Regions from separate parts of the Mus musculus genome. Here region 1 is linked to region 2. The links are chromatin loops, found by intact Hi-C in ENCODE. Cell type or tissue: left cerebral cortex. All regions are shown on one strand. Links, peaks and the distances in the headings refer to the core of each region. The heading gives the core; the rest is flanking DNA.

Region 1 (12,096 bases), core at 1,945-9,944, 170 kb before region 2:
ACCTAGGGCTGAGCCTGCTTGCCTTCCTGGTGGATGAATTTGAAAGATAGGAAGCATTCTGCTCCAAAATTTCTTTCCTGGGAAAGCTGGGGTTTCCTAGGCAGCCCTACGTTCATATAACCATATGCATGCACACACATAAGCATTTGTGTGTGCGCCACTATTAGCACAGAATCTGTTTGTTCCTCCTCGCCTTTATGCACGAGGCTTACTTCCTCTTACGCCCAGACAGAGGAGAGCAGAGAGACGAGCTGACATGCTCCTCTGGCTGAGGGCTGCCAGCCCGTGCAGTTACCCTTTGATTCAAGGTACACACGCAGCCAAGGCAGACCCACCCTCTAAATAGTACTTTATTTTAGCCCCTGAGTTCTCTTCTTCCTATGGGAAGAGAAGCTGTCTTTGAGCAGAGTATGCTAAATAGATTCTCTGTTTATTCCCATCCAAGGTCAGATCGTCTCAAACAGAACCTACAAAACAACTCCCACTGCATCCAAACTGGAGCACTTTTCTTCCACCTAAGTTTTGCTTGGGCATCATCCCTCCTGCTCTTTGGCATGGACCTAGATCCTACCTGTTCACTGAAAGCCAGTTTTTAGGGCTGCCTCCTCCCTGGAACCCTGCTGGCTGTCCCCATCTGCCAACCCCATCTGTGCTTTGCAGCGAGGAAGATTTCTTCTGTGTAGCTCCTGGGGTCTGAGTTGGGGGCACATGCTTCCCTGAACAGCCTCAAGTGGGCCTGGCCTGCTGACTTTGTGGGCTTGCTTCTGGGCTTGGTGATATTGGCTCATGAGCATCTGCTTTCTACTCCAGCATCTTTCTGGCCTTTCATGGTATTCACCCCAACTCAGGGACAGAAGTTTCTGCCCAGGGGCTTTCTATGGCACCTGATCATTCATGGTCTTGTCTGAGCACCTGCCTCACTTTTCTCTCTGTGAAGGTATCTGTTCCACGTTGTTAGTGATCCAGAGCTTTCCATAAAACAGAGCTGGCTTATCATATATAGGGATGGAGGCATGGAATCTGGAGGAGGGGACTCTGTCCACTCCTGGTACCTTCCTCTATACTAATGCTTTCTTTCTCTTCTGGATACAGCCTGAAAACCTACTCTATACATCCAAGGAGAAGGATGCTGTACTTAAACTCACCGATTTTGGCTTTGCCAAGGAAACCACCCAAAATGCCCTCCAGACACCCTGCTACACTCCCTATTATGTGGGTGAGTCTTTTGCATGTGGCTTGCATCCCCATTGCTGTAGAATGCTATAGGATGGTTAGCCAGAGGGTTGTGGAAACCAAAGAGTTAAAGCCTGGTGAAGAGGGAGGAGGGAGCAGAGGGAGGAGGGAGCACTCTTGTCTGCATGGAGGCGGGTGATGGGGGGGGGGCTGGAGGCTGCAAAAATATTCTTCCAAACTTCAGCTTCTGCTTTTGAAAATAGATCCAGGAAAATTCTGGCTGTGGCCTGTGAGCTGAATGACGTCACAGCAGCTCTAAATATATATGTGATAAAAGGCTGCCATCAGCTCGGGACGGAGCCCAGCCGCAGTTGTTTTTCTCCGGTTTTCATCTTCATATTCAGAAAGTGGGCAGGCCTTTTCTCCTACATTAGAGGGATGCAGGGTACTAGTAACTGCCTTGTGGGAAAGGGTCCCTTGAGCCAGGAATTAGATGGGGCTAGGGGGCATCCACATACTTAATGATTCCTGGGAAAGCTCCTGGCAGGCTCCAGTACATCCTAAGGCCCCTGTAACAAGTGCCCCTGCCTTGAGAGTTGGGCAATGACTGACGTTTGTCCCTTTGGGAGAGCAATTAAGGGTACAAAGCTTCAGAAAGGCCCCTGTTTATCTAGAGTATTCTGCAATACTTTCATGATAAGTCCAGCCCGCTGAGCTCAATGCACTGACTGGAAGACTAAGGCCAATGGATGGGTATCCAAGCTGACTGGAACACAGAACCCTGTGATCCAGGCTGTGCGTTCAGGGAGACACAATGCTGAGAGACACAACACAGAACACGGCTGGCAGACTGGGATCCTCTTCAATGGCGAGGCCTCTCCAAACTTGGGGCTGGCCTTCTCCCTTCCTCTCTCTTACCAAGTTGAGACTGGCAGAGGGGCTGGAAGTAGCTAGGGGTTTGTCTGAAAGCAGCTTTTTTTTTTCTTTCTTTCTTTCTTTTTTTTTTTTTTCTGGTAGCTGTCTCTCCTCCCCCAACTTCACACACATGCTGCCTTCCCAGAAGGTGCCAGACACTAGTCTGCTCTGCCCTATCTCCCAGCCTGGGTACCTGTTCCTCACCTTACCCAGGCTTAAGATTTCTTCCTAGTCCCCAAGACCCTTGGGGCTAAGAGATTTCCTATGCCCTCGGCTTTGGTAGCTCCTGAGGTCCTGGGTCCAGAGAAGTATGACAAGTCCTGTGATATGTGGTCCCTGGGCGTCATCATGTACATCCTGTGAGTACCACTCCCCACCCCCCACCCCCGCAACCCTGCCTCAACCTTCTGCTTCTACCTTTCCATGAGCTATTTCAGCTTCTCACTCCCTGTGTCCCTAGGGAGGGACTTTTTTACGAGTCATCCCTTGGCCAGGTTGTCTTTTGTTTCCTGTGTTGTTAGATACAGGCCTTGAAACTGCCTGCGGGCTTCCTCATGTCAAGGCTGATGGCATTCCTGGGATGTGTTCAAGAGTCCACAGGGCTGGTATTATTGCTGTGGTGTCTGGAAGCCTGTCTCCCTAGTGAAAAGGAGAGAATGGCTCTGTTTGACCCTTGTGTGCCCAACCCTTGTGCCAAACGACCTCTTCTCTTTGCCAGTTTGTGTGGATTCCCACCCTTCTACTCCAACACCGGCCAGGCCATCTCTCCAGGAATGAAAAGAAGGATTCGCTTGGGCCAGTATAGCTTCCCTAACCCTGAATGGTTAGATGTCTCTGAGGATGGTTAGTAAGCTTCTCTACTCAACCTGGCCCCTTCAACCTTCATTCTGGGAGATATAATTTTTTGTTGTTTTATAAAATGGCGGTGGAAGTGGGTGGTGGACCCTGCCAAGGTGTCTCCCTGAACAATCAAACTATGTGGGGAAGGGGCAGGGGTGGAGGGGGAGAGAGAGAGAGAGAGAGAGAGAGAGAGAGAGAGAGAGAGAGAGAGAGGATGGAGAGAAAGAAGCCAAACAGAGCAAGGTTCATACCTGGCAGGTAGCTATTGCTGGGTAAATGTTGGGTGGAGCCTAGAGGAAATGCTAACACCTTTGGCAGTCAAACTGACTTGTGTTCAAATCCTCACTATTCAAACCTAGACAAGTCATCTGAACTTTTCAAAGTCTCAGTTTTTATATTTGTCAAGTGGGTTCAACATTTGTCTCCCCAGCCAGGAGGCAAAGAGGCTGGAGGATCTCTGTGAGTTCAAGGCCTTCCTGCTCCACAGAGCTAGTTCTAGGACAGCCAAGGATACACAAAGAAACCCCGTCTTGAAAAACAAACAAACAAAAACATAAAACCCCATAAATATCACCTTCCCAGGACCCCTTCCTTGTTTTGTTCATATTTTCCCTCCCAGGTAGCTCAAACAATTCGGCCTTGTATTATCTATTGTTGCTTAATGAATTATCCTGAGTACTTAGTGACCTTCAACGAGAAACACTTGTTAACTCACCATTTCTAATCATGAAGAATGTAGGTGCACGTATAGTCCTGTCTGACAGAGCTTGTGACTCATGTGGGGGAGTTGAGGGACTGTAACTCACTGATTCCTCTTTTCTGGGTCCCCAAGCCAAGCAGCTAATCCGCCTGCTCCTGAAGACAGATCCCACAGAGAGGCTAACGATCATGCAGTTTATGAACCATCCTTGGATCAATGTGAGCGTGGTCTTGGCCTGGAGTAGGGCTGGCAGGATGGAAGGGGATAGTCCTGGAGGCCTGGGTGCAGGGCTGGGCTGGGACCTTGTACAGTGATGTATGGTAACACCCCGACCTGTGTCCTGGCTTTGCCTCTGTCTCAATCTGGCTCCTTCACCTCTCTGAGCCACCATTTCCCCACCTGAGAATGGGAGCAGGGTATGTGGTGGAGGTAACATATGCTGTTCCACAGAGTTCTAGGCAGTAATCCGTGGGCTTGTGATTCCTTCTAGCAATCCATGGTGGTCCCACAGACCCCACTCTACACAGCCCGAGTGCTCCAGGAAGACAAAGATCACTGGGATGACGTCAAGGTGAGTAGATTCTGTCTCAGTCTCTATACATTCCAGGATGGCATCTTTAGATCTAGAGTGTAGCTCCTCTCCTGGACCTGGAGGATGTCAGTGACTGCCCCAGTGATCCAGCCAAGGAATACCACTGGGCACTTGGCTGCTGAACTTTTCCATCTAGGTTAATGCTCGTGGGTCAATCTTTAGTGAGGGACTTTAGACCAGGGACTCGATGAAAGGATCTGGGGCCCAAGCATTGGTTGTAAACACTCTTATGACGGATAGCATTCAAGAGAGGAACCAGCGTTGTTTTAGACATAGTGAGGGTCAGGTGGGTCCCTATGAAATAGCATGGAAGAGCGATCAGGTTTCAAGCTGCAGACCCTTGGAGATCCAGAGAAGTGCCACTGTCTTCATGCCTCAAGGTTCTATACAAATGTCACTGGTTCAGTTCTCTGTCCAAGTAGCCTTGATGATCCAGGGACACATCCCTTTTCTTTTGTCTTTATGAATAAACTCAGTGTCCAGCACACACACACACACACACACACACACACACACACACACACACACACACGTTGTAGAGAGGATTATGTGCCCAGGGCCAAGCACATAGTGGGTACTGGAGCAGTGCACACTGATATTCCTGTTAGTGCTATTATTATTGAGGGGCTTCCTAGGCATGGGAGTGATGGCTTTTAAGGTCCATCCATGCTGACCTTTTCTCTCTGTTATGCTAATGGTATGCAGGAAGAGATGACCAGTGCCCTGGCCACTATGCGGGTAGACTATGACCAGGTGAAGATCAAGGACCTGAAGACCTCTAACAACCGGCTCCTCAACAAGAGGAGGAAAAAGCAGGCAGGCAGCTCCTCAGCCTCACAAGGATGCAACAACCAGTAACTCATGGTGCCTTGGAGAAGCCAGGCTGACAGACTGTAATGTCCTGAGGCTCTGGCCAGGAGGGGCTGGAGTCGTTCTTATAACAAAAGGACAATTTTGTTGTCTTATGTGTCACATTGAACTTGGGGATAAAGAGCTTGGCCCAAGAATCCCAGCCTAAGTCTCAGGCTCTAGCAAGCTGCAGGTGACAGGGATGGGAGCCCTCTGCGACAGCTGGAGCAACTTTGCACACCAGCTTGACTGAGGCCACAGCTCTGTTCTGCCTCAGGAAGCAGCCTTACTTCTAGGCCACTGGGTGTTGTGGCGGATATACCCGTTTTTCTATAAAGGATGTGTCCTGCTGTGTGGGCAGATGGGTCTGGCCTTGAGGAAGGTATTGGGCCATTGGTTGCTATGGTGACCAGAGGCCATGTTGCTGTCTGAGAATACTGAACACAGGAGGAAGGAGGGACAATCAAGGGTCTACCTTCTTGGGGAGGTCTGTCTCTCTCACACTGGATGTCCCTCCCCAGGCTCTCTCCTCTGGTCTGCTAGAGGCTGCAGAGTCCTGATTGCTTGCTTTCCTGGGTGGTCCAGCCCTGCCTTACTGTAGCAAGAGCCCATGTAACACTCAGAGAGCCACTAGAGTCCCTGGGCCAAGCATCCTCTCCATTACCCCCTGATCCAAAAGGTAACTTCTCATCTCAACTGAAGGTGTGGATATGTATGTTGGGGGTGGGTATCCTTAACCTTTTTCCAGTTTGGAAACCTCACTGTGACAAAAGCCCCCACCTCTTCCTGCTCACCAGATCTCAGGTAGGAAAGCCAGTCTCTGCTGACAGCACGGGATCTCAGGTAGGAAAGTCCGTCTCTGCTGACAGCACGGGCAACCTTGGGACTTACTTTTGTGAAAGGTCGCACTTGGCTCCCTGTTTGTTATCTAGGACCTTTTCTGGTACTCTGGATCAGACCTGGCTGGTGAAGGGCTGCTGAGCCGTGCTTACAAGGTCTGGTCCTGGCTTTAGCAGAATTGGAGCAGAGAGGGTTTTCCTTGGCTGATCCCAGACTTAGCCAGCTCTGCCCTGTCCTGCCCAGGGCAGCATCCAGGTGCTGAGTGGTTGATTGGTGACCTGACAAGTGCCTGGCACCCAGCCTACTTCCTAGATCCTAGATCCTGGCCCTTCTCACTGGCTGGGAAACCTTAGATCTTATCAATTACAATGCTGCTGGGTTTTATATTCTGATATCAATAAACACATTTTTAACATTTTTCAATGATTCCTGGGTTTCTTTATGTCTACCTAGTTGGTCAAAGTGCTCAAAGGACAACTCTACACCCCTACTGGTGACTTTAGCCTGCCTGGAGAGGGTGCCTCTGACTTGGTAAACATGCTAGGCAGACTCCAACACCTCTGTCTCATTCATTGTAGAAAGGTCAGAAGGACCGAGAGATGGCAGCTGCCGCATGCCTCCAGCTCTGTGCCGCCCCTGTGCACTGTGTGTGTGACACCCACCCCCGGCTCTGTGTGTGCCAGCGTCTGCCCACAGTGGCCACCCCCAGCTGCGTGCCAGCCTGCTGAAGGGCGGGCAGAGCGCCTGCTGCAGCGCCGAGCTATTTTCAGAAGCTGCCAGGTTTCATTTGGCAGTGAGAATATCGGCGAGGGGAGGGGTAGTATGCTGGAAGACTATCTTTTCATTACTCCAGCAAGAGAGCACCCTCACCCCTTGGGAGCCCCGAGGGCAGCCTCAAGGGGCCCTCACTGTGCCATTTCTCCTCCCAGCTTCCATCCTGAAACCTCCCAGTTTTCCAAGAGTTCATCTGACTCAAGAAGACCTTGCTCCTCCTCACCTGCCCCTCTTCCCTCAGGGCACGGGGTAGGGGGTGGGGTGGGGGCAGGGCGCCTCGAAGTTCGAAGGCAAGCACTCCAGAGAGATTCTGCTGCTTCCTAGCTTGGTGGGTGACCTTGGACATGTCCCTCAGCTTTTCTGATTGAATACTGCAGATGAAGGTGCCCACCTCGTAGTGGTGGGGGATTGGAGTAGGTGTCATTTGTGCAATACTTTAAAAAAAAAGATTTATTTATTTTATGTATATGCGTTGAGTACACTGCAGATGTTTACAGACACACCAGAAGAGGGTATCAGATCTCATTACAAATGGTTGGGAGCCACCATGTGGTTGCTGGGAATTGAACTCAGCACCTCTGGAAGAACAGCCAGTGCTCTTAATCACTGAGCCATCTCCAGCCCTGTGCAGTGCTTTTAAGAGAGTGCCTGGGTATAAGGCGCAAGCCTAGCCTGCTTTAGCTACTTTGGCATTCCAATCCATTTAGGTGGGGAGAACCTAGCGTGGTCTGAGGAGGAGAGAAGCCCGGTTCAGGCCCACTTCTACCTCTGGGACTGTGCATTTGGAAAACCAGATCTTTCATACTATGGAATTTCACTTCCAAGAACTTTCTCTTCAGTGTAGCAACATGTGGTCTTTGGGGGCCTTTATTGCAGCTCTGGACTTCAGAGGAGGGCAGTTAGTGACTTTGAGGGTCTCCAAGTGCGTACGGTTCAGGTCAACATTCCTAGTGTGCTCTCTAAGGCTGGGCATGCAGGGAGACACAAATAGCACATAAGGTCTAGACGGATTCTCTCACTTTGGCTGTCGAGTTCCCACTATGCCCAAGACTTGTGTTAGGTACAGAGTAGGTGTCAGTAACAGCTTCAGGCGGGGGTTCTCACCTCAAGGAGTTTACATTCATGGGAGAGAGGGCAGAGGGTGGCTAAGAAGGACTGGACATCCACTGCGTACCGAGCACTTCCCTGAAAGTACTACACTACACAAATGTATATAATTGAATCCTGGCCTTCATGTGGTCCAGGAAGAAAATTCATGGGCGGTTTAAATCAAAGAGAGTTTAGGGGACAGAAAGGGTTCCTGATAGGTTCAGGGTTTAAGAGCAGAATAGCCGGGGCCAGATACTGCCTGCCAGCTCCATCTGTTTCTCTTTGGGACTGGCCTTGATTCTCTGCTGTACCCACTTTTTCCACAGGTAAGACCATCGCTGTAGTAGTTTTGGAATGGCTGTTACAGATCTCGTGACTTCCTGCTGGGCCTGAGGGAGGATTGTTTAGTCAGTCACACTTGGCCAGCCCTGCTTGCCCTCTTTGGTGGCTCTTAGAGAAGAGGTACTATAGGGCCAGTTAAGTCAAAGAAGACAAGGAAGCTTATTCCTCTATCTCCTCCGTCTCTTTGGCCACTTCCACGATCCCATGAAAACATCTGACTCAGTGATAAACCCAACTCAGTGCTTGACCCTCTGACTTCTGGCATTAGAAGGAGTTCCCACAAGCCAGGACTGGGAGGTTGGAAACCAGGGCCTCCGTGTAGCTACCTGTGAAATGGACAATGGAAAACCACAATCTGATGGTAGGTATTAGATGAGCTAAGAAATGAACCAGCCATATAGTCTCACGAGCTAATCAAAACACAGGCATTTATTATACATAGTTAATGTGGTGGCTTCGTTAGGAGCTTTTAGTGATGAGGTGTTTATGTGACAGAGAGATATTGCATGTGTATATGTGTGAGAGAGGGGCATGTGTGTGTGATAGATCTTTTTCTTTCTGTGTGTGTGTGAAAGAAAGAGACATGCATGTGTATGTGATCTTTCTCTCTCTCTCTCTCTCTCTCTCTCTCTCTCTCTCTCTCTCTCTCTCTCTCTCTCTCTCTCTCTCTCTTTCTCTCTCTCTCTCTCTGCAGGAGCTGGGGTGTGGGGGGAGCTCTGACTCTGTCCTCAGAACCTGAGACTGGCTGGCTTCCAGCAGGCTGGCTCATTGCTATTCTATACCAGCTCCTCTCCGCCCTCGCCCTCAACTCAGCCCCTCCACCGCAGCGTCAGAACTGAGCCTCCAAATGCAGCTTGCTTCAGCCTCTGCAGGGGTCTCAATGTTTTCTGGCCTCTTGAAATTGCCTCTGGAAGGCACGAGGGTGCAGTGGGAACTGTGTAGCTGTCCCTAGACATGGTTGTCTTAGCTTGAGCCTCTGTAGCTCTCGTGGATTTTCACAGCTGCCTTCCAGCCCAGAAGTGTAAAATTCCTCCTTTTGTCCCTTTGAGTAGCTGGCCTGCTTACACGTTGGAATCAAAATCAGCAGGCAGGAAGCCCACCTCATATCCAATATGTAGGATGGGGTCTACACTTAACTGAACCTGAACTTAGCCCTTGGTCAAGACTGTACTCATTTTTGAGGTTTCCTATCAGTAAAATAAGATGTTGATTAAGCAGAACAAGATTATCCAGCAGCCTGGCAGATATGTTGCCACCAGTTGATAGACTGGGGAGAATGTTTTGTGGTCTCAGGTAAGCCATGAGCTTTGCTAGGTCTTAGTTTCTTATCTATTAAATAGGAGAAACCTCCCACAAGGGTGGAGGAAGGCTGTGGGTAGTTGAACCCCCCAAAAGACTTGGTCACCAGTATTGGTTACTAGCTGAGTCCAACTGCCTGGCATTCTGATAATTCTCGCTCTCTATTTCCTCTGTCCCCTGCCCCCTAAATATAGCTGCTAACTCAAGGGGACCAGTTTCCTGAGGCTCAGGATGCTAGTGAACATAGGGGTGAGGCCTTGGTAAGCATTTTGTTCATACCATACTATGTGTCAGAACTTAAAAGAGGGTGCAGCCACATATGATGAGCAGTTTCTGCTTGCAGAGTGCCTACTGTGTGCTGGATTTTGTCTGGGTCACTTAATTTAGTTCTCATATTCCTACTCAATAGATGGAGAAACTGAGTCCCATGCTCTTAGCTTCTGTATCCTCTCCCCACCCCCTTGCTGCAGGAGGCAGAGAAAGGCAATGCTATTCCTGGTCTTGGTTGTAGACAATCACAGAAGGCCTCTGAGATGTAGTAACATTGGGATCTCAAAGGATAAGCCAGATTTAGATGGAGCAATTAGGCAAAGGGCACTGCAGCTAGCAGATGCAGGGTGTGGCAAGGCTTTCTGTGAGAACAGGGAACATGTCCATTGAACAGCTGAGAGGCAGCCGTGGAGAGAAGCCTCTTGTTCCTTCATCTGCCTGTAGGAAATTTGAAGGGCACTCTTGTGTCTGCCACGTTTCCCACCCTTACTCCTCACCTCTGTCTCTCCTAGAGATACACCCGTCTTTGATGCCAGTTTGTCAAACAAACCACCCACCTCCTCTTGCTGCTGTGGCATTTCCAGTGCCCTCCAGAGCTGGCTGTCAGAGCTGGAACCGGGTCTCAGCTATGTTGGACTCGCTGAACTCCCAGCATTTGGTGGAGGAGTCCTAGCTCCTTGCCTCACGCCTCCGCTGCTGCCAACAGAGCTATTTTATATACCGGGATTTCTCTTGAGATTTAAATTGAGCGTGAATTTATGTGCTCTAAAAAAAGTTTATGGACCACTGAACTAGACGTTATCAAAATACATCTTCAAATCCTTCAAGGCAAGCACTACGAGCCCTCATTTACACATGGAAAAACAAAGACACAGAGTAATTCTAAGGTCCATAGCTGGAGAGGACAGGAGTGCGGGGCTCTGATAGGGCAAAATGACCTCCAGGTTATCCTTTCTTCTACTGCGCCGACCCTTAGAGGGTCCAGATTTCTGCAGGGATAAGAAGAGAACAGTTGCCTGTACTCTCTGACAAAGAGACTGGAGATGGCTAGGTAACCATGGCCATCTTGTGGGAGGGTCTCACTTTGGGAAGAGATAGTTGGAGTGAAGAGGAGTAATGGACATGAGGAGAAAGCAGGGAAGATATTGGTGAGTCTGCTTTATTCTGCAAAGGTGGCCTCTGCATCAGGGACTGTAAAGTGTCCACAGCAAACCAGAGTCAGTTGGCTCTCACGTCTGGCAGAGAGATTCTTTGTTCAAGAATGAGGCATGTTTCTCAGCTCCTCCACAAAGCAGCCTTTCATCCCAGTGTATGTACATATCCCAGTCCAGCCTCCCTTTCCGGTGGTAGGACTTTGGCTTATAGGCTATTCTCCCTGACTTAACTTCTAGAAGAACAGGATGAAGGGTCTTGGACCACAAAGAAGGCCAATCCATTGAGGGGCTAGACCCATTGCAAACAGATTTCAGCTCAAGTTTTATATGCCAGATATATCTCACATGGCCTCCCTTATGTTTCTGTTCTTCCAATAGCTTCCAAAGCAGAAGTTATGCCCATATTGCAGGCAAAGTCCCTGCAACTTGAGCAGCTTTGTCATGACCAGGAGCATGGATCTCTGCTGTCTCCTCCTAAAGAAGTCTGTCTCTAACCCAAGATGGTTGATGCTCTGTTCCCTTCACAGATCCGTCCTAGCTGAGGTGTCAATCATCTGTCCTTCCCCCTCCCCTGATCGTTGTTACTCCTGGTTTTCAGGAAAAGGTGATCTTCTGTGTTTCTGGACGAACGTTTAAAGTCAAGATCTTTATCTGCAAATGAGAACCCTAGTTATACAACCTGGGGTTCCTTTTTGACCCTGCTTCGAGACTGATTACTCTCTCTGGTCACTCTGGCCCATTTCTCAGTAGGTTATGTGGGTACCAGTGCTTGCCCTTATACTACAAGACTAGAAAAGGTAAAACACAGCATTCTGTAGAACTCTCAGCTTGACACAGGACCAGAAAAAACATACACCTTGCACGTGTGTCTGTGTGGGGCCTGATGGCATTCAAAAACGTTGAGTCATGGGTTAGGGCCTCTGAACGGAGGCAGTCTTTCAGAGGGAGGGGCTGCATTGGAGCTCCTGTCTGATGGAGCTGCCCACATCTTTTGGGCCTCTCTATGAAGGCTCCTTGCCAGGCCTAGTAGGCTGTGTAAAGAGGCTGCCAAGGCTGCTAGGGAGACAAGAAAAGCAGGGGAGGCTATGGTAGGGAGATCCAGAGACCCTCTCTTTACATAGTTGTAAAGAGAGCAAGCAGAAGCCTGCAAGACACAGGCCTGCACACCGCATCGGCTGGGTAATAGAATGGACTGGTTCTGGATGCCTACAATGGACAGGCTTCCCGTGCTCTGGCTGGAGCAGGTTAAACAGATGGGA
Region 2 (12,096 bases), core at 2,344-10,343:
TAGAACAAGGGGACCATGTTCCAGCCCCAGCAAGCAGCAGAACTCAGCAGCTTTCACCATTTGGCTCTGGCTTTATAGTCAAGAAGAGAAGGGGACTATTGGAACAATTGATGCTGGTTAGCTGGAGCTAAGAAATTATTGGTGATTAAGAAGAGACAAGCGTCACTGAGGTGAAATCTGGGAATTATTGAAAGAGCACAAAGAGGCTGTGTTCTAGAGATAGCAAATTTGTATCTCGTGCTTTAGCTGGACTTGGTAATGTGTAAGAATCACCCAGGTGGTTCTGGTTTTGAAGGTATGAAGGGGTCATGGAGAGCAGCTGAGACTTGGCACCATGAGAGTCCAGGGAAGGACATTGGTGAAGGTGCAGCCTCAATTGCAGTTGATGGTCCAGGACTGAAGGGGTCATGCAAAGAAGTTGAGGATTGGCACCATGAAGAGAGCCCTATGAGAGGCTATTGGTGAGGCCTGGTAGCAGCAGAAGGCCCCAGTGTACTGGAAATATGAGAACCATGGAAGGATCACCAAGAACAGCAGCAGCAGTGGAGTGGAGTCAACAAATGCCTAGAGTGCTACAGAGGGCAGAGTTGGAGAAGTGACACCAGCCCTTTGGAGGAGCCCAGAAGATCATGTGTAGATATAGAACATTGGAACAAGAAGCTGTGAACATGGAGTTGACTTGGAGACCCCAAGAGATTAAAGATGCCAGAGCTGTGGGATACCTGCAGAGGAAAGCTGCTAACAGGGAGTGGAAACAGCCAAGGAGAAAGAACTTTTTGTAGTCAACAAAGATAAAAAAGGAGCTGGAGATCTGAAGACCTCTTTGGCATCAGACATGGAGATTTGGAGTTTGCCCAGCTGGTTTCCTGTCTTGCTTTGGGGATTACAGTTAAGTAATTGAATGAATCTCAGAAGAGACTTTGAACTTAGGACTTTTAACATTGTGAGACTACTATAGACTGAGGACTTTGAAAGTTGGACTAAATGTACTTTTTTATTATACTATGGCTAGGTATGGCCCCCATAGACTCATGTGTTTGAACAAGCCTAAGGGGTCCAGGGAGTAGAATATGATGGTTTATATGATAGATATAAAACATATCTATCATATGTATGTCATAGTGCCAAAGCCCAGGGAGTGGCATCATTAGGAGGTGTGACCTTGTTAGCGTAGGTGTGACACTGTGTGGGTATGGGCTTTAAGACCCAATTCCAGCTGCTTCTAGCTGCCTTTGGAACAAGAGGTGGAAATCTCATCTTCTCCAGTCCCATGTCTACCTGGATGCTCTCATGTTCCTGCCTTGATGATAATGTACTGAACCTCTGAACCTGTAAGCCAGCCCCAATTAAATGTTCTTTATAAGAGTTTCCTTGGTCATGGTGTCTGTTCACAGCAGTAAAACACCCAGAGATTACCTTTTATGATAAAAGTTATTTAGTAAAATAAACAATTTTTTATTAGTTCTATCATTGCTAAAAGAGAAAGAAAAGAAAAAAGTGCTGGTCTAAAGCAACTTAGGGAAGGAAAGGGTTGGTTAGGCTCCTCGTGAAGTCCATCATGGCAAGGAGGACTTGGCAGCAGGTCATATTTCAGCAGTCAGGAAGCAGAAAGATGGACACTGGTGCTCAGCTTTTTTTCTCTTCATTTTTCCTGGGATACCAGCTGCTGGAATAGTATTACCCATATAAGGTGAGTCTTCTTCCCTCAGTTAGCCCAGTCTTAAAACTCGTAGATATCCCCAGATGTTTGTCTCTTAGGTCATTCTAGATCCTGTAAAGTTGATTCAATTAAGCAGTAATTAACAGTAATACATGTACTTCAGCCTAATAAAATCACGTGTGATAAGCCTGCATGCTAGCTGTAATCTACTCAGTGGTGAGAACACGAAGCTTTTCTTCCAAGAATAGGAACAAGACAAAGGTACCTGCTTTTATAGCTTTCATTCTGGAAGTCCAAGTCAGAACAAATGGGGAAGAGATAAATTAAAAGCACCCAGGAATAGAAGCAAAACTATCTGTTTCTAGAGAACTAGCTTATGTAGAAATCTCTGCTATCTGTGTGCATGCATATACCTTATTAGAATTAACAAACATTTAGGAAAGTATTTGTTTTTTGGTTTTGGTTTTTGGTTTTTTGAGACAGGGTTTCTCTGTGTAGCTCTGGCTGTCCTGGAACTCACTCTGTAGACCAGGCTGGCCTCGAACTCAGAAATCTGCCTGCCTCTGCCTCCCGAGTGCTGGGAGTAAAGGCGTGTGCCACCACCGCCCGGCTTAGGAAAGTTAATGATAGAAAGAACGTATTAAAGTCACTTATATTTCTATAAAATTAGCATACCATCTGAAAATGAAATTAAGAAAACAATCTCATTTATAATGGCATCAAAAACAATTAAATGCTTGGGAATAAAGTTGGCTGAGAAAGTGAAAAATTTGTACACTGAAAGCCAATACATTGCTGAAGGAAGTTAAAGCATAAAAAAAAGCATAAGCCCTTCTGGTCCGAGCAGCACCGGGGTAGCTAGGGCGCAGAGTCAGCTACCCACAACACCCGCCTCGCGATCTTAAGACTTCTGGTGAGTGGAACACAGCATCTGCTCCAATCCAATCCTGCAGGACCTAAGACTGCATTAGTCAGGGAAGCAGAAAACCCGGTCTGAGTAGGGGCACAAGCCCCTTCCGGTCTGAGCAGCACCTGGGTAGCTAGGGCTCAGAGCCAGCTGACACCCGCCAGCTACCCACAACACCCGCCACGGGATCTTAAGACTTCTGAGGATAGGGATCTGCCCTGTGCGGGAGCGCTTTGCCTGAGCATCTGCAGCAGACATCTCGGTTCCGGGACCCCGCCAAATGTATCCTGCACAGGCAGCTGGCCATTTTCCCGGCCAGAGGATCGGGATCTGCCCGGTGTGGGAGCGCTTTGCCTGAGCATTGGCAGCAGACATCTTGATTCCGGGACCCTCCGAGTGTACCCTGCACAGACATCTTGGTTCCAGGACCCCACCGAGTGTATCCTGCACAGCTCCAGAGAATACCAGATGGCGAAAGGCAAACGTAAGAATCCTGCTAACAGAAATCAAGACCACTCACCATCATCAGAACGCAGCACTCCCACCCCACCTAGTCCTGGGCACCCCAACACAACCGAAAAGCTAGACCTGGATTTAAAAGCATATCTCATGATGATGATAGAGGACATCAAGAAGGACTTTAATAACTCACTTAAAGAAATACAGGAGTACATGGCTAAAGTTACAAGTCCTTAAAGAAAAACAGGAAAACACAATGAAACAGGTAGAAGTTCTTAAAGAAAAACAGGAAAACATATCCAAACAGGTGATGGAAATGAACAAAACCATACTAGACATAAAAAGGGAAGTAGACACAATAAAGAAAACTCAAAGTGAGGCAACGCTGGAGATAGAAACCTTAGGAAAGAAATCTGGAACCATAGATTCGAGCATCAGCAACAGAATACAAGAGATAGAGAAGAGAATCTCAGGTGCAGAAGATTCCATAGAGAATGTCGGCACAACAATCAAAATACAAAATGCAGAAGGATCCTAACTCAAAACATCCAGGAAATACAGGACACAGTGAGAAGACCAAACCTACAGATAATAGGAGTTTATGAGAATGAAGATTTTCAACTTAAAGGGCCAGCAAATATATTCAACAAAATTATAGAAGAAAACTTCCCAAACCTAAAGAAAGAAATGCCCATGAACATACAGGAAGCAGAAACTAAACAGGGACACAGTGAACCTAACAGAAGTTATGAAACAAATGGACTTAACAAATATCTACAGAACATTTTATCCTAAAACAAAAGGATTTACCTTCTTCTCAGCACCTCACGGGATCTTCTCCAAAATTGGCCATATAATTGGTCACAAAACAGGCCTCAACAGATACAAAAATATTGAAATCGTCCCATGCATCCTATCAGACCACCATGGACTAAGGCTGATCTTCAATAACAACATAAATAATGGAAAGCCAACTTTCACGTGGAAACTGAATAACACTCTTCTCAATGATACCTTGGTCAAGGATGGAATAAAGAAAGAAGTTAAAGACTTTTTAGAGTTTAATGAAAATGAAGCCACAACATACCCAAACCTATGGGACACAATGAAAGCATTTCTAAGAGGGAAACTCATAGCTCTGAGTGCCTCCAAGAAGAAACTGGAGAGAGCACACACTAGCAGCTTGACAACACATCTAAAAGCTCTAGAAAAAAAGGAAGCAAATTCACCCAAGAGGAGTAGATGGCAGGAAATAATCAAACTCCGGGGTGAAATCAACCAAGTGGAAACAAGAATAACTATTCAAAGAGTTAACCAAACGAGGAGTTGGTTCTTGAGAAAATCAACAAGATAGATAAACCCTTAGCTAGACTCACTAGAGTGTTATTATCTAGTGGGTTGCTAGTAGTCATGCTTAGAAGCTTATCTAACAAACTAGATGGTATTTTGAGGCTAGGTCCAGATCAGCATGTACTGGAGAAAGAACAAAATCAGAGGTGTGATAGTAACTACAATTGCAGATAGATTTATTATTTTTCTCCCTCTCTCCCCCTTTTCCCTTCCTTCCTTCAAATGAAAACACCAAGGCATTCCACAGAAGTTAGGGAACTCTTGTGTTTCCTTGGTATTAGGTCCTGGTATGAAATGACTACTGCTGTATTTCTAGACAAGTGGATGTAAATATGTACCTTCTGCCTGAGAACCCCGCAGAGCTTGGTTGGCAGGGTAGCTGCTACCACGCCTGCTCCATATGTACTGTCTCCAGTGTGAAAGCTATCTGTGGATAAATGCCATGCTGTAGTTAAGACACAGAGCTTTCTCCAGGGCCACCTTCTGCTGTGGAATGCATTTCATTCCTCATGTGTTTCAGGAGTGAGACATATAAGTGCTCTGGCTTTTGTGTTGATTTTGACAGAGAGTTATTGTACTTAGATTTGCTGGTTCCAATTATCAATATTTAAGTTGGTAAGGAGTGAGGGCTGTGTTCACAGTCAGCTTTGTGTCCTAGCATCCCTACTTAGTGGTGTGAGCAACGGAGGATGGCTTCTTATAGTTGGGGTTATTCAGTTTTACCTTTTAAAACAGTCAAAACTGAACGTAATTCGGAATTTTAGATTTAGAGATTAAGGACTGCTAGTCATTTAATTCAATTTGGGTCCTGGTGCCATCTCTTCCCACTTCTAATTCGGAGTCTATGTTTACTTTGTTTAGTTCTCTTAGCTGTTTCTTCAGTGTTTGACATTTCTAATAGTATTCCCTTAATGGATGCGGTTTCTAAACTTTAGGTATTATGTAACGGTTTTCCTGTTGTAAAAGACAGTAAGTGAACGGAGTGCTCATGCAGCTACATCCCTGTCCTGCGGTGTCCAGTGTCCCACATTGCCAGCTTTGGAATCAGTAGTCAGTGGTTACAATGTCTGTGTAACTGTTTCATGAATTTTGTATCACTCCTTTTTGAGTCAGCATTCAGTTGTTCCGCTGTGTGTGTGATTATTTTCACAAATAAGGAGCTCTGGCTGTGCTTCCTTTCTTGTATTGCTTGTTTTCACAGGAGCTGACTGCTTGATCTTATTCACTCCATTTTCTAAAATCTAACCTCTTAGCAGAAATAAAATCTCCACTGAGTGTGTTCATTACATTAGGTATTTAATAAATGTAATTTTTCTCAGTAATGTCTTGTGGAACTCTGCCACCTTCTACATTAATATGTCCTGAAAAATGTATTTGCTTCTTTCCTAGGTCCCTTTGTCTCTTAGGCTAAACCACTTTTGCCTTAATTTTGGCTTACTTGCTCATTTGACAAAAGCACTTTACCAGTAGCTTTCTGAAAAGCAAACCATGTAAAATAAAAATTAACATTCCTTTTTTATTTTATTTTATTTTATTTTATTTTTTACATTCCATATTCTATTCCCCGCCCCCATGCCCCCATCCACCCTCTTTCTGCTCCACCTCCCACACCTCCTCCCTACCTCACCCTACACCAAGTGGATGCCCCCACCTCCCACCCCACCTGACCTCTAAACTCCCTGGGGCCTCCAGTCTTCTGAGGGTTAGGTGCATCATCTCTGAATGAACACAGACCGGGAAGTCCTCTACTGTATGTGTGTTGGGGCCCTTATATCAGCTGGTGTATGCTGTCTGATTGGTGGTCCAGTTTTTGAGAGATTTTAGGGGTCCAGATTAACTGAGACTGCTGGTCCTCCTATAGGGTCGCCCTTCTCAGCTTCTTTCAGCCCTCCCTAATTCACCAACAGGGGTCAGCTGCTTCTGCCCATTGGTTGGGTGTAAATATCTGCATCTGACTCTTTCAGCTGCTTGTTGGGTTTTCTGTAATGCAGTCGTGATAGGTCCCTTTTTGTGAGTGCTCCATAACTTCAGTAATAGTGTCAGGCCTTGGGAGCTCCCCTTAAGCTGGATCCCACTTTGGGCCTGTTGCTGGATTTACTTTTCCTCAGGCCCCTCTCCATTTCCATCCCTGTAATTCTTTCAGACGGAAACAATTAGGGGTCAGAGATGTAACTGTGGAATGGCAACCCCATCCCTCACTTGATGTCCTAACATTTTTTATTTTAAAATGTATTAACCTGCCCTTACCAGTGGGTTGACAGTTTTGATGAATATAAAATTGTTACAAATAAGATGAAGAATTTTAGCTAGGTGCGGGCATATATACTTATACTAGCCAGCACTCAGAAGGTTGAGGCAGGGGGATCAAGAGTGTGAGTTCATTCAGGATCTAGCATCCAGTGAGACTTTCACACAGACACAGCAACAGAAGCAAACTTTACAGAACTGTGCAAGGCCTCACCATTTTTCATCTCTGGCGCTGCTGTCTGTCCTGCTGTCAGTGCTGTACTTCTGTGTATTTACACATTGCCTCCTTGTACACTTATGAGTCATCACTTTTTTTCTCAGTGTTGTGAACTTTTACAAGTGTTCATTATTGTATCCGTTTTTTTTTTAATTTTGGTTTTGTCTTATTGGTGGTTATGTTGACTATAATCCAGTTATTCCAACGTAGGAGATGTTTTTTTATTTTTTTAATGTAATTTTTTTAACTTCTGGTGCATATAGTTATGGGCCAGCTTAATTCAGTAATTAGAGTACATAAGACTTCCACTGAGTCAGTGGCTTTAGGGTCTTACCTTTAATTCAAAGAATGAATTTCACTGATAACAGCTAGGGTAAGATTTTAGGAAGGACATTATTATAGGTGAAAGCAAGCTAGCAAGCACCTGCACAGCAAGGACAAGGACCCAGAGAGAGGATACTACTGAGTTGAGTGTAGAAGATTGGAAAGAAGTTGACACCATCGATTGCATTATTAATGCTGCTTTCTAATTATATGATGCATTTCATTCTTACTCTGTTTTTACACAAAAGATTAGAGCAGGTTTTTCCACCTTCGTATAGTTAAGTGAGAATGGGTTTTCTACTAGATAAAAAGTATAGCGGTTATATTCCAGTAATAACAAACCAGGGACAGCCTAGAAGCTTCAAACAACTGTTAACTGTTTCAGTAGTTCAGTTGGGCAGTTTTCTCTCACAGTTTCATTTTGTTGCAATCAGGTGGTTGTAGGGTGGGCAATCGGGATCTGGAAATTTGGCAAGGCTAGGTATATGGTATTAAGAACTAGTTATTAGGATGTCAACTTGTGGCTTCAACATACAGCTGTGCTTAAAAGACTTACCGATTATTAATTTATTTATTCGTGCATACTAATAGACAGCAAGAAGTAGTCTAATTTTGGGCTCACAACTGACTTAGTTCAATTCTGTCATGTTCTATTGCTTAGAGTGGTCTCAAGACCTGCCTAGATTCATGGAGAAAATCCACTGTCTTTCCCTGTAGGACTGTCTGTGTTACATTGCCATACAAGAACAGGGCATGGGTGCTATTATGATTTCTGGAAATTTTAATATAAAAAGTTCTTATTAAAAAACAAATAATTGTTTATAATTCTTTAAAAACTATATCAGTGTATTCTAGCATAGACATTATGTATATATGTGTATATATTACATGTGTGTATGCTTATATATGTGTATACCCATATTATATAATTATACACATACATACTACATATATAATCTCAGTTAATTAAGGCTGTTATAAAAATTTCATAAACTGTAAAGAACAGAAGTTTATTTCTCACAGTTCTGGAATTTGGGAAGTCTAAGATGAAGACATAGAGTTATTGTCATAGGAGAGGTCATTTCCACATAAGTGACACCTTTTCTCTACATCCTCACATTGTGTAGTAGAGGAAACAAACTCCATGGACCAGTCCTCTGCAAGGGCACTAATGCTAATTGTGCTCTGCCCTCATAACTTTAATCATCTCTGCAAAGGTACTGTCTTCTAGTACCATTGCCTTAAGGGTTAGGATTTTGATATGTAAATTTGGTGTGACACAAAAATTTAAGTTGTAGCACATGGGCTACAGAGATGGCTCAGCAATAAAAAGTGCTGGCTGCTTTCCCAGAAGACTTATGCTTGATTCACAGCACCAGCATGGCAGATTACAACTGTCTGTAATTCTAGTTTCAGGGCTATCCAATGCCCTCTTGAGTCCTCTGTGTGCACCAGGCTTGGAATTGGTACATACATCTGTGCAAAACATCAATACACATAAAATAAAAATAAATACTTCTTTAAGAAGAATAAATCATAGCACATACGAAGACATATGTGAAACACTGGTATCAGTACACTCCCTTACACTTGGCCTAAAAAAGACCCCTACTTTTTGTTAGTGTTCACAATTCTCAGAACTACCTTGAAGCTGAAACTATCTTTCATCCTCTAGTTCAAATCAGCATCTCTGAGAAACTGGTTCGTGTTTTCTAAAGCTTCAGCATCCCTTTGCATCACTCTCAGCTGATGCTCTTGCCTTTTCTCTGACAGTACTTTAGTCATTTCATTACATTTCTAACTCTGTGTGTCAATACTTATATTAGGGAGCCTTCCTTTCTGTGACAATACAGTTGTTCCTTTTGACCCATGGAATCAAGCGATTATGGAACAAAAGTACTTGGAAAAATTGCATTTATAGAATGTGTTGATTGATTATTAAAGCATTCTTTAATAATACTTGGTTGTACTTTACTATCTTCAACAATTGTATAAAATCATGTTTCTCTCTGAAAGAAAGAGAATTCTAAGTATTAAAAAAGTCATTTTGCTTCTGTGAAGTAATACTCCAGTTCTTAAATTTATTCTTAAGAACAGTTTTTGAAGCATTAACTGGGTACTTAGTTTTTTGTGTTTTGTTATTTACTTGCAAGGTAATAAACACTATAATGCCCTTAATTAAGTTTATTATGATGTTTCTACTTAACTTTTATAACGTAAGGATCTTTATTAAGCTGAAAGGAGTAGAAATCTCCCACTCTAGGGACACACACTGTTTAAAAGAAGCTAATTAGAAAGCTAGATGAGGCCTAGAAACCAAGAAAGAAATCTCACTCCAGAGACTGGCTTTATATGAAACCTTAGTTGCTTCAAAATAGGGCAATTAATTCTCTTCCCTCCTTCTTTTAACTTGACTATCCCTCCTGATGAAACTAGAGGTGTTGCCAGATGGTCGAAGTCTTTGCTTGTAGGGGCATTATTGCTTCCGTTGTGAAATCAGCTTTGGGTTCCTGTGTAAGTTACTTTTCTGACTAAGCTTAATAACTTTGATTTACTTGAGATGAGTGGTCCAGGATTAGGTAGAGGGGTGCTTTTTCGATGATGCAGATTAGTTATACTGCCTTATTAGATATCACTGTGTACAAGTTTTTAGAAAGTAGGAAGTGCCTTTTTGTTTCTAAGTATTCTCCTTCTTACATTGCCTTTGTAGTTCAGGGAAATGAGCACTTTCCATAGTTTAACTATTTTTCTTTCTCTTTTCATTCCCTTTCCATATCCCTTTTATATTTCACCCACACCAAAATACCTTTCAGAAACACAAAGTAGATCTTTTCTACAAACTCCGCCATGTGATGAATGAACTTATTGACCTGCGAAGGCAGCTACTGTCTGGTCACCTGACACAGGATCAGGTGCGGGAGGTTAAGCGGCACATCACCGTGCGTCTGGACTGGGGTAATGAGTAAGTATAACTATTACTTGGGCATCTCTTAGTTTCTTTGTAACTCAGTCCTCACAGAATTTAAACTTGAGCTAAGCTTCTCTTTAATGATTAAAAGATAATATATCCTCCATACAGTTTTGCTAGTTTTTTTTTTCTAGTTATCAATGGTTCTAGTCTGAAGTTTTCTTAGCCTGTGTTTTTATTTCTGGAAAGAATTAAGGAATTTGACTATCCTCTGAGGTGTCTTCCAGGAGATCAATTCCTTTATTTTAAACCTTACTAATTACAGTATATGTAAAAAGTTTTTGTGGTGCTTTAGAGAAAAGGGGAGTTGGTACAGTGAAGATGGCTCAGCGGATAAAGATATTTGCCACTGAACCTTTCCAGCTGAGTTTGATCTCCAGATTTTACAAGGTGGAAGAGAAACTGATTGCTACAGCAAGTTCTTTGCTGCTTGGGCATCTGCATGCCTACACACACAACAAATAAATGTGTACTCTGTGTGTGTGTATGTGTGTGTGTGTGTGTGTGTGTGTGTGTGTGTGTGTGTGTGTGTGTGTGAGAGAGAGAGAGAGAGAGAGAGAGGGAGAGGGAGAGGGAGAGAGAGAGAGAGAGAGAAGCATTAGTGTTCTCTATATGTTTTATACCCATACAATGAATCTGAATAAGCATAACCTATAAATAAAGATTTACATTTTAAAATACTCTTAACTCATTTGCCATTCAGAAAGACTCCTGCATTTGTATAGTGAATATGATGATTTTCTGTGTCCTTAAAATAAAGTTTGAGGACTAGAAAGATAGCTTGGTCGTTAAAACCACAGGCTGCTCTTTCAGAGGACCAGGGTTTGATTGACAGCACCCAGCGTGGCAGCTCACAACTGTCTACAACCTCAGCTCTAGGGGATCTGCTGGTCACTTACGGCTTCTATGGTACCAGGTATGCACATGGTACAAAGACATACATGTAGGCAAAACACCCATATACATAAAATAAAAGCAAATCTTTAAAAATAAAAATTTGAGACTTTGTCATTATAAATTAATATAAGTTAAAGTTGTATTTATTCATAAATTTAGTAATTTTTCATGTCCACTGAACTTTGAAACAACCAGTAGTTTCCTACTTCAGACACACATGTTTGTCTAAATATATTTAAATATTTATATTCACGTCTTCCAGCCAAAGCATTTTGGAATGATAGAAAAGAAACCAGTAAATTAGACATGTGGATGCATTTCTGAAAGGTAGGGAATAAGTTGCTGACAGAAGAAGCCAATATAGGCAGAGAGAACTTCAGCTAATGTTGGAGCCAGTCTTCTCTGAAGCTCCCAGAATCAGGGGCTATGAGAGTGACCTTAAAAGGTCACAGTGATGGTTTTAAAGTCTGTATGAAGGATAATCATTTCTTGGGAAGAATTAATAGCCAGTTGTTTTTCCTTTATATTAGAAACTAACAGCCTCAGAGAAACTGGGCAACTGGAGGAAGAATTGGGATCTCATGTATTGTGGCATCTAAAGGCTTTATATAATGACCAGTTCCCTACTCTCACCAGAAAAGAAAGCTTGCCAGTCATCTATTTATTCACAAAACTTTCTACATTTTTTCCAGTGCATTTTATATATAAATGAGCAATCAGATTTCACTGATATTTAAATAAATTGTCTCTTATGGAAGAGGGAGACCAGGATTAAAAATATCTGGGCCCAAGGGAAATGACTTCTCCTTTAAGAGAAATGGAAGTTCACTAAAAACTTTAAGAACAAATCAAACTCCTCCAGTATCTACAAAGAGAATAAAGAAGGCTCATTATTTAGAATTAGAGTCAATAAAGAAAGAAGGAAAAATGTGATTTCTAAACTAAAAAACTCAGATAAATTTTATGTAATTTTCTTGAAAATAAAACAAAAAAGATGGAAAATAATTCACTGAACATATTCACTGGTAGAGAATCATTACTGAGTAGGTTCAAGATCAAATCTAATT

The links. A loop is a pair of places that touch in the nucleus more often than their neighbours do. Peaks named below come from ENCODE experiments on the same cell type or tissue, not always from the same donor. Only the 100,000 strongest peaks of a DNase experiment are listed, where the experiment ranks them.
Region 1: a loop joins it to region 2, with 3 times the contacts of the local background. A loop is called at or near these places in 2 of 42 quality-filtered maps.

Annotation. Positions count from the first base shown.
Region 1 is chr9:107,249,165-107,261,260 of GRCm38, reverse strand. It overlaps Mapkapk3 (mitogen-activated protein kinase-activated protein kinase 3), which reads left to right. Exons shown (of 11, transcript NM_178907.3): 6 at 1,093-1,216; 7 at 2,372-2,447; 8 at 2,807-2,931; 9 at 3,761-3,846; 10 at 4,119-4,199; 11 at 4,926-6,334. The coding sequence ends at 5,078. Among named protein-coding and RNA genes, the nearest start is that of Dock3, 23 kb to the right of the region's middle. In left cerebral cortex, for the core only: a CTCF peak has its summit at 6,379; DNase peaks (open chromatin) are centred at 3,757, 5,441, 6,633, 8,885 and 1 more place; H3K27ac peaks cover 6,435 bases.
Region 2 is chr9:107,080,405-107,092,500 of GRCm38, reverse strand. It overlaps Dock3 (dedicator of cyto-kinesis 3), which reads left to right. Exons shown (of 53, transcript NM_153413.2): 6 at 9,978-10,126. Among named protein-coding and RNA genes, the nearest start is that of Gm22454, 10 kb to the left of the region's middle. In left cerebral cortex, for the core only: no CTCF peak of the experiment used is centred there; DNase peaks (open chromatin) are centred at 4,778 and 5,381; H3K27ac peaks cover 787 bases.